Linked DNA regions of Mus musculus: all the other regions are linked to region 2. The links are chromatin contacts, found by Hi-C or POLR2A ChIA-PET in ENCODE. All regions are on one chromosome and are shown on one strand. Each heading gives the region's core, a stretch centred on a gene start or an enhancer-like site at or near the end of the contact. The rest is flanking DNA. Distances are from core to core; before and after follow the strand shown.

What was found. Hi-C counts contacts between places; a loop is a spot of excess contacts on that map. ChIA-PET counts read pairs that join two places held with the same protein, here RNA polymerase II (POLR2A).
Region 1: a map of CH12.LX shows a loop between it and region 2 (2.1-fold over the local background). The contact joins the promoter of Trir here to the promoter of Hook2 in region 2. A Hi-C loop is called at or near these places in 1 of 37 maps with a recorded cell type or tissue (CH12.LX). POLR2A ChIA-PET finds 5 or more read pairs at or near these places in 4 of 5 experiments (Patski and embryonic stem cell).
Region 3: a map of gastrocnemius shows a loop between it and region 2 (4-fold over the local background). The contact joins the promoter of Rtbdn here to the promoter of Hook2 in region 2. A Hi-C loop is called at or near these places in 8 of 37 maps with a recorded cell type or tissue (Patski, T-helper 1 cell, T-helper 17 cell and 3 more). POLR2A ChIA-PET finds 5 or more read pairs at or near these places in 2 of 5 experiments (both embryonic stem cell).

Annotation. Positions count from the first base shown.
Region 1 is chr8:85,025,479-85,029,529 of GRCm38, forward strand. Trir (telomerase RNA component interacting RNase) reads left to right here and starts at 1,355. Exons shown (of 3, transcript NM_026760.3): 1 at 1,355-1,756. The coding sequence starts at 1,421.
Region 2 is chr8:84,988,544-84,993,011 of GRCm38, forward strand. It overlaps Hook2 (hook microtubule tethering protein 2), which reads left to right and starts at 2,080. Exons shown (of 21, transcript NM_001372357.1): 1 at 2,080-2,209; 2 at 2,676-2,761; 3 at 2,834-2,906. The coding sequence starts at 2,165.
Region 3 is chr8:84,945,172-84,949,452 of GRCm38, forward strand. It overlaps Rtbdn (retbindin), which reads left to right and starts at 1,820. Exons shown (of 7, transcript NM_001357326.1): 1 at 1,820-1,981. It also overlaps a transcript of Mast1 not described here.

The DNA.
Region 1 (4,051 bases), core at 105-2,604, 36 kb after region 2:
GTCTCGCGGACATATTGGTATGACCCAGACTACTGCTCTTCACTGATTGGGCCCTGAGTCTTGCGGCACTCTTTTCATTGGATGAATCTTGTCTTACTTCCACTAGTCACGCTCAAGTCCCTGCAGGCGTCAACCTCTCCTTAGCAACCAGGCAAACATCCTGGCCAAGCTTTTTGCGTGAAGTTAGAGCAGAGGTAGCTCTTGATTCCATAGGCTCAGTTTCCTGATTATCATTTCCCCCTTACTTTCTGTGTTGGACCTCAACATCTCTTCCGGTCCTCCAGTTACCCAGTTGGTTGTGAGCCACATGGTTTCTGTCGCAAACCAATTACGAACGAACTGGTTATTTGGCTGAGGGTCGATTAAAAGACTCCATTTGCTGCAGAGTATGCAGACTTTCCCCCTGTGTTCCCGGAACTCCCATGTTGGGCAGGAATGATTCCTGCAACAAGTCGTCCTTGTAGAAAGAACTTTAATTTCTGAAACTCTTATTGCGCTTGGCACTCTGCTTTCTCTCTGGGTGTGCTCCAAGTTCAGCAAATGCAATTTTAATCGAGTCCCTGTCCTTGGGAAAGAATACAAGGGTCCTTAGTCCCTTCATGCAGTACGCAGCTCAAAACATTAAGTCTTAGGTTCTCAGCCTGGAAATACGTTCGGCTTCATTTTAGTGCTCCAGCCTCTTTAAATACTAATCTCAGGCAGTGTCTAGCTGCACGCAGCCAGCGGTTTTCTTTCTTTCTTTCTTTCTTTTTGGTTTTTCGAGACAGGGTTTCTTTGTGTAGCCCTGGCTGTCCTGGAACTCACTTTGTAGACCAGGCTGGCCTCGAACTCAGAAATCCGCCTGCCTCTGCCTCCTGAGTGCTGGGATTAAAGGCGTGCGCCACCACGCCCCGCTGCCAGCGGTATTTTTATTTCAAGCTAAGAGATTAACTTCAGAGACAGATGTCAAACCTGGAGATGCTTCCATTCTAATAGGAGGTATCAAGTTAGATATGCTTTGTAGACCTAGTTAGGGGCCACACAAGTTCCCAAGGGACAATTGAAAACACAGGCTCCAAACAAGATCCGTTCAGTTACAGAGTTCTGGTGGCTGCCTGGGATTGTTCTCTTAGCCCTTACAGGGGGCCTGGGTCCCAAACGATGGTCCCATTCTCGGGGAGCTTCTGGCTGCTTAGCTAACTCGTATCTAGCAGGATTAGGGAACCGAGGACCAGAAGGAAAGGGACCGGCTTCTGGGCTCCATCGCCTGGTGGCCAGGTCAGAACCCTTTGGCCCCACCTAAGCTCCGCCCACTCTGCGTTGGCTTCTGGGTTCCGACCTCTCTTCCCAGCATGCATTGCTCCAGACGAAGCCAGTCCCGCGCCAAGCGCGCGGTCTGAGAGCCTTTCCCGACGTCCTTTGCACGGCATCTGGCCACAAAATGGCTGCCCGAGGGAGACGGGCGGAGCCTCCGGGTCGGGAGGCGCCCGGCCCGGCGGGCAGCGGCAGGAGCCGATGGGCTGAGTCGGGACCGGGAACGTCACCCGAGAGTGGGGACGACGAGGTGTCGGGCTCGAGTCCGGTGTCCAGCGGTGTGAACTTGTTTGCCAACGATGGCAGCTTCCTGGAGCTGTTCAAGCGGAAGATGGAGGAGGAGCAGCGGCAGCGGCAGGAGGAGCCACCCCCGGGCCCGCAGCGACCCGATCCACCGGCCTCCGCCGCGGCGGGCCCAGGGAATCCGAAGAGGAAGGGCGGCCCAGGCCCCACGCTCAGCTTCGTAAGGAGCCGCGGGGGTGGGGGCGGGCGCCGGGGCCCGCGTTGGCTGGGGGAGTCGGGCCCGGGAAGGGGCGTCATGGTCCAAGGCAGTCCTCCGCCCGGCTGCCTGGACGGTCCCGGTCGCTTGCTGAGAATCTCGAGCCTGGATTCCGGACCAGAGGTGTTTCTGGGCGGGAATGGGAATCCTTAGATCTCATTCGTGGGACCTGAGAACCGGGAAATTGCATTGGAAGCAGCGCTCTGGGGTTAGGGGGCCCTAGATGCTAGGATTCCCGTTTGATTTGTACCCAGACTTTGAATAGTGAGGCCCACATATAATGTGGGGGAAAAAGAGGAGACACATTTAAATCCCGAGTCTGCTGTAATCGTTAGACTCGACTCGGACCACGGACCGTAGCCGGGCGTGGTGGTACACGCCTTGTATTACAAGCACTCCGGATGCAAGAAGAGGAGAATTCGAAAAAGTGAGACCTTGTCCCAACTAAACAAAACCAACCAACCAATAACAAAAAGCAAATCACCGACTTTGTGGCCTTAGCAAGATCAATCGATTCCTTTCTTTATTATTTAACTAATGTCCATTTATTTAGCACCTTATCTTGTGCTGAGTATTTATTGGTGGTGTCTTTGACAGAAAAGAACGTTGTTTGTTTGGAGTGTGGGTGGCCTATCCTGATTTTCTGTAGTTCTAATAATTGAGATTTTGATGTATTTCATGAAGTGGTCCTAGGAAAGTCAGAACAGACTCTTAAAGAACAAGACCAGTGGTTCTCTACTGGGAGCAAGTCTCTTCATCCTCATGTATTTGGTAAAGTCTGTAGACATTTTGGTTGTCAAACTCTTAAGAGGAGATGCTAGTGACATCTATAGGTAGATAGCAGGGATGCTCTTCTGTATCCTATAACGCAAGGGATAACAAAGAATGATCTAGCTGAAAATGTCAAGTGTCATGTTGAGGAGCCTCGGGTTAAATAAGTTGGACATATACTCTGTTAGTTTTGAGCTTGCTTTGTCTCTGATGTTGAGACCTTGTAGTGGGGAGGAAGAAATGTTGGTTTGAGAATAACAGACTGTGGGTCAAATCTTGGATCCAGTTCTGTGGTTTGGGGTAAGGCTTAAGTTTGTTTAGGTCTTAAAAGGGGGTGTGTGTGAGCCTCCAAAGTGGCACATACATGGAATCCTAGCACTGTGGTGCTTGAGGCAGGAGGATTGCAGAGTCTGAACAAAGGTTACATTGTTTCTAAAAACAACACAGTGTGTGTGTGTGTGTGTGTGTGTGTGTGTGTGTGTGTGTGTGTGTGTCCAGTAGTGTGTGCCTGTAGTATCAGCTACTCAGGAGCTGAGAAAGGATCTGACGTGAAAGGATCTGACGTCCAGAATGAGTTCAGAGCCAGCCTGAGCAACTTAGTGAGACCCCGTCTCAGAAACGAGATCTGGGGATTTAACTCAGCAGAAGATCGCTTTGAATGCATGGGATCCTAGATTCCACCTGCAGTATTGCACAAAAGCGATTGTGGGAATAGTCCAGCAGTCACTGCCTAGTTAAAGGGTAAGAACAGGATAATCTCTTGAAGGCCCCCAGTTAAAGGGAGAACATGGGGCCAGGGTGAAAACCCAGAGCCAGACTGTTCTTAGAGGAAGTGGAAAGTAACAGGGCCTGGGTTGATGTGACAGTCCAGGAATAGGAGCAACAGTGGTGTCACTGCCTCTTTGACTTATTCCTGAGTAGCCATTGTCATTATATTCCTAAAAACGCCAGGCCAGCTCAGGGTAGGAGAATGAGGGATGCTTTGTGGTTCAGGGTGCTCCCGCTGGCCTTGCACATCTGATCCTGAGTCTGTTGTTGGCAGCCTGTCCTATTTCTCCCAGAAACTTGTCTTTATTTCTAAAAGGAGATAGTTATTACCTTCAAATAGCATAACTGTGAATATGAGAGGAGATACCACGGTCACAGCGCTCTGTGTGGTCTGTAGGGCTCAATAGATAGTGAAGCTCAATAAAGGAAGCTGTGTGGTCCCTGACAGGACAGTGTGAGGCCTGGCAGAAAGAGTGAGGACAGAGCCAGTTCCCAGCAAGGTCAGCACTCCTCTGCCCCCCCTGGGAGGGTAGCCTGGGGCCCAGGACTGCCTGGGCATGGCAGCCCAGGGCAGGTGCTGAGTCGAGTGTGCTCCTCTCTGATTGCTGCGCAGGTCGGCCGGCTGGAGGAGCTGGGCGAGGCGTCGCTAGGAAGGTGTAGTGGGCCTCAGCACCGCCAAGGGCGGGCCCGGCTCCTGTAACCCTTGCAGTCTTCTGTCCC
Region 2 (4,468 bases), core at 830-3,329:
TATAACTTCTTCCCCATCAGAGAGTGAAGTATCTTCACTATTTGTTTCCTTATGTGTTTATTTATTTTGAAATAGGGTCTCTCTAATGTGGTCCTTGCTATCATGAAACTCAATATGTAGGCCAAGCTGGCCTCAGGCTCATGGCAGGCCACCCGCCTCTGCCTCTGGAGTGCTGCTATTAAAGGCAGGAGCACCGTCATACTCAGCTCCTAAGCTTCATTTAAATCTTTTTGTTTTGGGTTTTTGGTTTTTTTGTTTGTTTGTTTGTTTTTTTTTGAGACAGGGTCTGTGTGTAGCCCTGGATGTCCTGGAATTCTCTCTGTAGATCAGGCTGGCCTCAAACTCAGAGATCTGCCTGCCTCTGCCTCCCAGTTTCATTTAAATCTTGACTTCTTGAACATCTGGACACCTGTGATATCACACCAACGCTGGGACACCTTAAGTCACTTCCCAGACCTGGATTCTCAGATTTCTCCTAAACTTCAAAATCCCTGCAATGCAACCTTCACCCTAAATTTTTGTGTCCCAGAATGTCACACATTCTTTTAACAATCATGGTTCCTGGTAACAGTGTGTTTGTGTGTAGGACAGCACAGCTTTGTTTCCACTGTGGGGCATCAACTCTGGTGGATGTGGGATGGGGGAGCCAGTTGGCAGGCCCCATGCCCAGTCCAGTCTGGAAGCACACTCCCTTCTATACCTTTCCACAGGGTCTCAGGGACTGGAATCAGGAAAACAAGGCGTGAGGGTCTGTGGAAGTGTGAATCAGCCTCCAAGGCTCTCTGGTGTGTGCAGCTGAGAGTTTGAGTGGGTTGCAACCGAGTGTCTGTAGTAGATTAACAACTCTAGTAAGATAGAGGGCGGGTGGCTGATGTCGCTGGGCTCACCCAACCAGGACAGGGTCGCTGGACTGGATCCCGGCTCATTGCCTGGATGGAAGCAGAACATTATCCCCCTCCGAACTGAACCCGCCCCAAAGCAGAGCCGGCTCCACTCCTCCCTCTGGGCACATTTAATAGCCTCTAATTACAGCACATTACCCCACCCGCCAGAGAGGGGAGGGGCTACTAGTGGACCCAGGGGTCAAAGGGCGTGGTCTGGGCTTTACCCCTGGCGTCAAAGCCCGTGTACTTTGTAGCCGCTGTTTACTCATTTGCAAAGCGGCGGATTAAAAAAAAATTAAATAAAAAAATTAAATAATACAGTTTCTAAAATTAAGAAACAAAACCTGGGAATTAAAGTAGCCCTTGTCTCCTAGGGTCGTGGAAAACATTCAATTGTCTGTAGATATATAGCTTATTGTAAAGTCTGAAAACAGTAAGCACTCCACAAATGATGTCTTGAGACTTTATTGTCAAAAAATTCTAAGCTCTCTGCGCTCCCCTAAACCGGCTCAACCGGTGGACGCACCCTTTTCCCAGAAGGATGCGTTCCTACGTTCTGCGCGCCCCCTGGTGGGCTTCAGATCACCCGCAGCTTTGGCCAGGTCGAGTGTTTTTTAGGGCAGGAAGGTGCTCAAAGCACCCGGGGCCGGGAAGGAGCAGAGTAGCTCGCAGGAAAGAGACCCCGGGCTGGGCAAGTGCTATGTCCTTTACTCAGGACATACTTGACCCTTCCTGCTCCCAACCATACCCGAGTTTTCAGAAGGACTCCAGCCAGAATCACTTCTCTGGGGAAGACGCTTTTAAGATCCTCTCACTCCACGACTACAGGATTTATAATTATTCTCTGCGCCCACATTAAGAAAGGCTCAGATCATAACGCGGCTAAACCGGAGGATTTCTTTCAGCTTTGGGGGGGAACCATTAAAGTGCCTGTGAAACTGGGTGCGGTAGATCCGCCTTAAAAGGATCTTGAGGACCACTCCACTACATAAAGAGAAGCCGCGAGGAGTGGAGGTCACCAGCAGCAGGACTGAGCCAGACTGACACCTAGCGGCAGAATGTGCACTTGCCTATGTCCCGCATCTAAGATGGCGAGGCAAGTGTTTGCAATGGGAGATCACGTGTCTGGGGCGGAGCCTATGGCTAGGGGGCGGGGTGGAGCGGGGCGGCGCTCTAGGCCGAGCGGGAGGTCTGGGCTTCGGGCGCTCGCTGGTGGCGGACCCGGAGGCTGCTGCTGCGTGCCGGGGCTCCTTGGCCCGGATCGAATTCGATCCGGAGCCATGAGTGTGGACAAGGCCGAGCTATGCGGGTCTCTGCTCACCTGGGTAGGTCGGGGGGCGGGGCTGGGTCAGGTGTGCGCCCTCTCCTCTCGTCCTGTCTTGGTCTTCTTTCCTCGGTTTTGGACCTGGAAGGAGGAATAGATCGTAGGCTTGCTGGGCCGTTGGACTCTGACCTGACCACCTGCGTCTGTCACGTGGGCAGGCCTGAGCGAAAAGACCAGGTGAGGCCACGCCCCTCTGGAGGGCACAGGCCTGGTCACATGTTAGCAGTGGGGACCAGGTGACTGGTGGTAACGCCCTGACCTAGGTTTGCAGGGTTTGCCAGGATAGGTAAAATGAAGCCACGCCCCGTCCTTGCCTAGGCGTGTAGAAGTCACGCCCCCGAAGATGTGATATGTTGGTGCTACAGGCTAATGCCTTTCTAACCCCGTGAAATGTCTGATGGCTGGGGAAAAAGTCTGCAATTCCAGGTCCTCAATTTTCCTGTTGCCCTTCCGTCTTCCCCCTTTAGTTGCAGACGTTCCAAGTTTCACCCCCCTGTGCCAGTCCCCAGGACCTGAGCAGCGGACTCGCCATAGCCCATGTGCTGAATCAGATGTGAGTGTGGCGGCTGAGTGGGAGGATCCTGAAGGGCTCCCCAGCCTGCTCATCCCATCTTTCTGCCCCTAGAGACCCTTCCTGGTTCAACAACGAATGGCTCCAGGGCATCTCAGAGGACTCAAGCCCCAGCTGGAGGTTGAAGGTGACAGGTGGACTCATGACTAGGGAATAACTAGAGGACTTAAGGAGGTGAAGGCAAAGGGAAAGCTAGATACATGTCCTGTGCGATGGACAGGCAGTCTTGTCAGGAAGAGAGCCAGATGTCTGGTGATCAGCAAGCTATTTTTGTTTATATTGAGCACCCACAATAGGACAAAAAAACTTGCCACCATTCTTATGATGTGGGCAAAAGCACACACACAACACATGTTAACTTCCAAGAGGTGTGCTGGCAAATGCTTGTAATCCCAGCTATGGTGGTGTGTTAATACAGGAGGGTGGTAAACCATCCATCATCCCGTCTCAAAACCTTTAAAAGGCCAGGGATATAGTTGGCAAAAGAGAATTTGCTCACCCTACACAAGGTCCTGAGTTCAATCCCAAGTAGCAGGGTATGCTGGGTGGGGGGTGGGAGGGGGGATGGGCAGGGGTAGCCAGACCATGTGGCACACATGGAGTCCCAGTACTTAGCAAGCCAGAGGATCAGGACATCAAGGTTATCTTGGGTGGCTACACAGTAAGTTAGAACTCATTCTGAGCCACATGACACACTGCTTCAAGAAACAAAACTGGGCTGGAAGAATGGCTTGGTGGTTAAAAATGGATACTGTTCTTCCAGAGGAACTTACTGCTTCTCCAGAGAGGACGCACAGACATCAAACAGCTCTCAACCACCTGCAACTGCTCTAGGGGATGTGACACTTGTAGCCTCTGCAGGCATCCTCATATTCTCTTTCTTTCTCTGTCTGTCTCTCTCTCACACACACATACACACATACTTTCACACACACACTCTCTCTCACACACACACACACACACATACACACATACACACATGGTTAAAAGATAAAATAAATCTTAAAAAAACAAGAAAACAAATTCATATAAACCTATGAAGACAGTAAAAGGAGGGTCATGATAGCGATGGGAGGTGGGTAGGTGCTTATTTTGTTTTTTTTTTGGGGGGGGTTGTTTTGTTTTTGTTTTGTTTTGAAACAGAGTTTTTTTGTGTAGTCCTGGCTGTTTTAGATCTTGCTGTGTAGACCAGGTTTGGCCTCAAATTCAGAAATCTACCTGCCTCTGTCTCCCAGGTGCTGGGATTAAAGGCAGGTGCCACCATTCCTAGCAGGGACTCTATTTTAAGTACTGTGGAATGGTCTTAGCAAAGGAAAAACACAGCCTGGCTAAGCCGTTTCGAAGCTGCCCTTGGCTACCTGGGAAGAGATGCAGCACAGGTAGCAAGAGTAGGAAATGAAAGGTTGGGAATGGGGCTCAGCAGACCACAGCTGGTCCAGACTCCAGCACTTAAGGGCTGGACGCAGAATAGGAGAATAGTAAGGCGCCAGGGAGTGGCTCAGTGGAAAAGTCCTTGTCTACCATACCTAAGACCCTGGATTTGATCAGCAGAACTTCTACCCCATCCAACAAAGGTGGGAGATGAGAAACAGTGGGTACAGTCATCCAAGTGAGAGATAGTAGCAGTTGGGCCAGAGAGTGAAAGCCATTGCATTCTGGAACTTGTGAATTAAGAAGGTCAGGTAGACA
Region 3 (4,281 bases), core at 570-3,069, 44 kb before region 2:
GAGGACCATCTCAGCCTCAAAATCCCTACCTACTTTGGGGGTGGGAACTCCAGAGGACTGGATTTGTTCCAGCCTTCCCCTTCACTCCAACAGCCCTCAGTATCCCACTCTGCAGTGGACTCACGGCTCCTGCGCCTGCGCAGCCTGGAAACCAACATCTTCGAAGACTGCAAGGAGCTAAAAATCGCTCCCGCCCACCTACAAGCTGGGCTGGACTTAAGGATCGCGGGCGTGTGTGTGTGTGTGTGTGTGTGTGTGTGGTGGGAGTATTGTAGTGAAGGAGGTGGACTGGGAAGTGGGGAGGCTGTCTAGGTGCCTGTCCAATTAGGGCAGTAGGAAGTGTCCTAGTGGCCAGACAGGTGAATGGAGGACTCAGTAGCAAGCCTAGGAAGGGCTCTGGAGGTGGTGAGGGGAGAGGCTTACGAACAAACATGTTTACAGCTCTGAAGCGGTGGTGGCCCCGAGGGGCTCGAACCCTGGGGCAATAACTTTTCTTGCTGCACCTTCACCCCTAGACTGGCCAGGTGCCTAGGCAAGAACCTTAAGCCCCCTCTCCCTCCGACTCCGGCGGGGCCAGGCGCCACCCAGGCCATCCTCGAGGGGGCGCGCTAGGATGCAGCCCCTCCAGCAGCCTCTGGGATACCGGGGCGACGCCTGAGGGGCGGGGTCCGCGCTGCCAGGACTCGCGGACACAGCACTCTTCGGCCGAGAGCATCCTCTGGCAGTACGAAGGGGCGCCACGGCCGACCCCTGGTGCAAGTTCTCCTGCGTTCTGCTCGGCCCCGCCCCAGGGCACCGACCCCATCCCCTCCTTGGAGCCCGGGCTGCAGCGTACCTGCAGCCTCCGGCGGCGGATCAGGCCAGAATCGTCCATGGCGGCGGCGATTTCGGTCCGGGGGGAGGAGGGAGGCGGCGGCGGCAGGAGGAGGGAGGAGGGAGGGAGAGAGAAGCCTCGGGGACCGCGGCGGCGGCCGGCGAGGGGGGGCCCGGAGGGGCGGAGCGAAGCGGGGCGGGCCCGGCGCCGTCACTGCGTCTGGGAGCCGGAGCCGGGTTTTGGCCACCGCTGCCCGCGCTGGGGGTCCGGTGGGAGGGGGGGCGGGTAAACGGGGTTGGGTGGGTGGAGTCTCCAGATGTCCCTAAGGGAGGCATGCTGGAGACAGACCCTATCAAGATAGTCTCTTTCACAGACCCTCCAACCCAAGAAAGATCCCTAGGGGAGTTATTCTCACAGATGAATTCCTGGTGCGACTAGAGACACCCCCCCCCCACACACACAGGAGACACATTCTCACAAGCGTGTGATTTGCTATGAAGAACTGTTCCCTCACCCTGAAAATCACTCCTAATAGAGATAATGTCTGAAAGATGACGTTTCATCTCAATTTCTCCCGTCCTGAGGCGGCATTTCTTCAAAGATCCAATAGGTGACATATTTGGGAACCCTGGAAAGACTATCCCCCCAACGGGACGGCTCGAAGGAATATTCTCTTCTCTGTGGGAAATTGTCTCCACCCCAGGGCACCCTTAGATCTCCACTGATGCATTCTTCCAGAGTCACGTGTTCAAGCAAGAGGCTGGACCTCATGGGAGTTTCCCCCTTAGAAAAACGTATATATACACACAGACTTCCTTCCTTTGCCTCCCACAGGGCAGAGCCCCTCAAGTCTTGCATCCCCTCCAGAGTCTCAGCCTCATGATCAGGATTAAGGAGTCAGGCCAGGTCAGGATATATTTATAAGAGCGATTAGCTGGTAGCTGGGGAGGGGGCAGATGAAGCGATTCTTACTCCGCCCCCAGTAATCACTCTGCTGAGCCCAAACCAGACCATGCTTCTCAGAGTTGGAGAGAACACCATCTGAACCCTAGACAGAACGGGAAGGCCTTTCTTTCCTTGGGTGGCAGCCTGTAACTGACCCAAGGTCTTGGAGGGCAGGGTCTCTGGACTAGAGCGACCTCTGCCGGACAACGGGACCACAACGAGGTCTGGGTCAGTGTGTTCTTGGTTGATCCTCACGTCTGCACCTTTGCCTGTATTATTGTTGTCTGTGTCTTTCTTTCTTTCTTTTGGTCAGCATAGCCATCTCAATGAGTCTCTTGCTTGTACTGTCTTTTGTTCCCGGCTTGTATTTTTCTCAGGTTCTGGGGCGGAAAAGCTGTCCAAGGTGCTGGCCTCGTGCTACTGTCCACGGTGCTGAAATATGAACACCCTGAATGAAATGAGGGCGCGTGTGTACACAGGGTCTTGCGGGAGGAAAAACCCACAAACAGGATAAATATGACCCACAACGACCCTGGCCCAGCCCAGACAAAAAATGGGTCCTGTAACTCGGTTCCTGGGGCCTCTGTAATGCCACTGTTGACCACAGAAAGATAGAGGCAGGAGTTCCCTACACCCTGGGCTGTACAGTGCTATCTTACCAGAGGGGAAGGCATTACTAATTCATTAATTTCCTTACTCAACATTTACTGAGTATGTGCTGTGTGCAAGTGTAGAACAGGGTTTGGCAATATGGGAGTTCATCAATAAAAGACATTAAAAAAACAAGAACAAAACAAAAACAAACAAACAAAATCCCATCCTTGGGGCTGGAGAGATTTCTCTTCTCTTCTTTTCTCTTCTCTTCTTTTCTTTTTTCTTTCTTTCTTTTCTTTTCTTTCTTTCTTTTTTTTTTTTTTTTTTTTTTTGAGACAGGGTTTCCTCTGTATAGCCCTGGCTGTCCTGGAACTCACTTTGTAGACCAGGCTGGCCTCGAACTCAGAAATCCGCCTGCCTCTGCCTCCCAAGTGCTGGGATTAAAGGCGTGCGCCACCACGCCCAGTGAGACTTCTCATTCATTAAGAGCACTGGCTGCTCTTCCAGAGGACCTAGGTTTGATTGCTAGAACTCATGTGGTGGCTTACAACCATTCATAACTCCAGTTCCAGCAGATCTGATATCTTCTTTTGGCCTCCTTGAAAACCAGGTATGCATGAAAACAGACATGCATGAAGCCAAAACACCTATACAAATAAAATAATTTAAACTTTATATATATATATCAGTTGCTGCTCATGCAAAGGATGGGAGTTTGACTCCCAGAACCCACATTGGGTAGTTCACAACAGCTTATAACTCCAGCTCCAGGTGATCAGAGATATCTGACCTCTTCAGGCACCTACAGTAAAGTACACAGATAGCCCCTCCCAAGGCATACTAAAAAAATAACTAAATAAGTCATAAAGAAATGCCTGCTGTACACTGAGATAGGAGGAAGACACATTTCTGGTAGTGGTATACATATTCTACAAGGATGGATGCATATACTTTTAAAACATGCATATGAGCTGGGCATGGTGGCACATGCCTTTGATCCCAGCACTTGGGAGGCAGAGGTAGGCAGATTTCTGAGTTTAAGGCCAGCCTGATCTACAGAGTGAGTAGACCAGGCTGGCCTCAAACTCAGAAATCTGTCTGCCTCCCAAGTGCTGAGATTAAAGGTGTGCGCCACCACTGCCCAGCTTGTGCACACTTCTCAAATAAAGCTCCACCTGTTCTCCAAAACCTCACAGAAGAGGTCGGGAAGATGGCTCAGTGGTTAAGAGAATATACCACATTTACAGAGGACCCAAATTCAGTTCCCAGCACCCATGTCAGGCAGCTCACAACACCAGCTCTGGTTGATCTGATCAGGGAGTCTGACTTCACCAGATGATTATACTCATATCCACCGACCCATATGGATAGACACACACACACACACACACACACACACACACACACACACACACACACACACACACCATAGATACATAATTAAAAATAGTAAAATATAAAAAAGAAGAAAACTACAAACACATAATCATCAAAAAGAATCACACAAAACATATGTATATAGTTGTGAATATCCAGCAAACAGATTCACATAGTATATATATACATAGGCACATATACATATATACATATACCCTACAATAATATAAACATATACTTAAGAAACACAGACAGACACTCATCAAATGCAAGTACATAAGGATGCTCAATGGTGCACAATTCCCTCCTAATACATAGACACATATCTCTTCCAACACAGCTCATCAGCTCAACACAGGTCCATGAAAGTGCATGCATACCCCTACCTTTTTCTCCAGGGCTGTTTCCCCCTCCCCCACCTGATTCTCCATCTTGTGTTAATTCTGTGAAGATTGAGATTTTTATGCCTTGTATACAAGTGCATCACCCAGAACGCAGTACAGAGTATGTGTTTAATAAATGTCTTTTGAATTCATGGACAGAATGTTAAA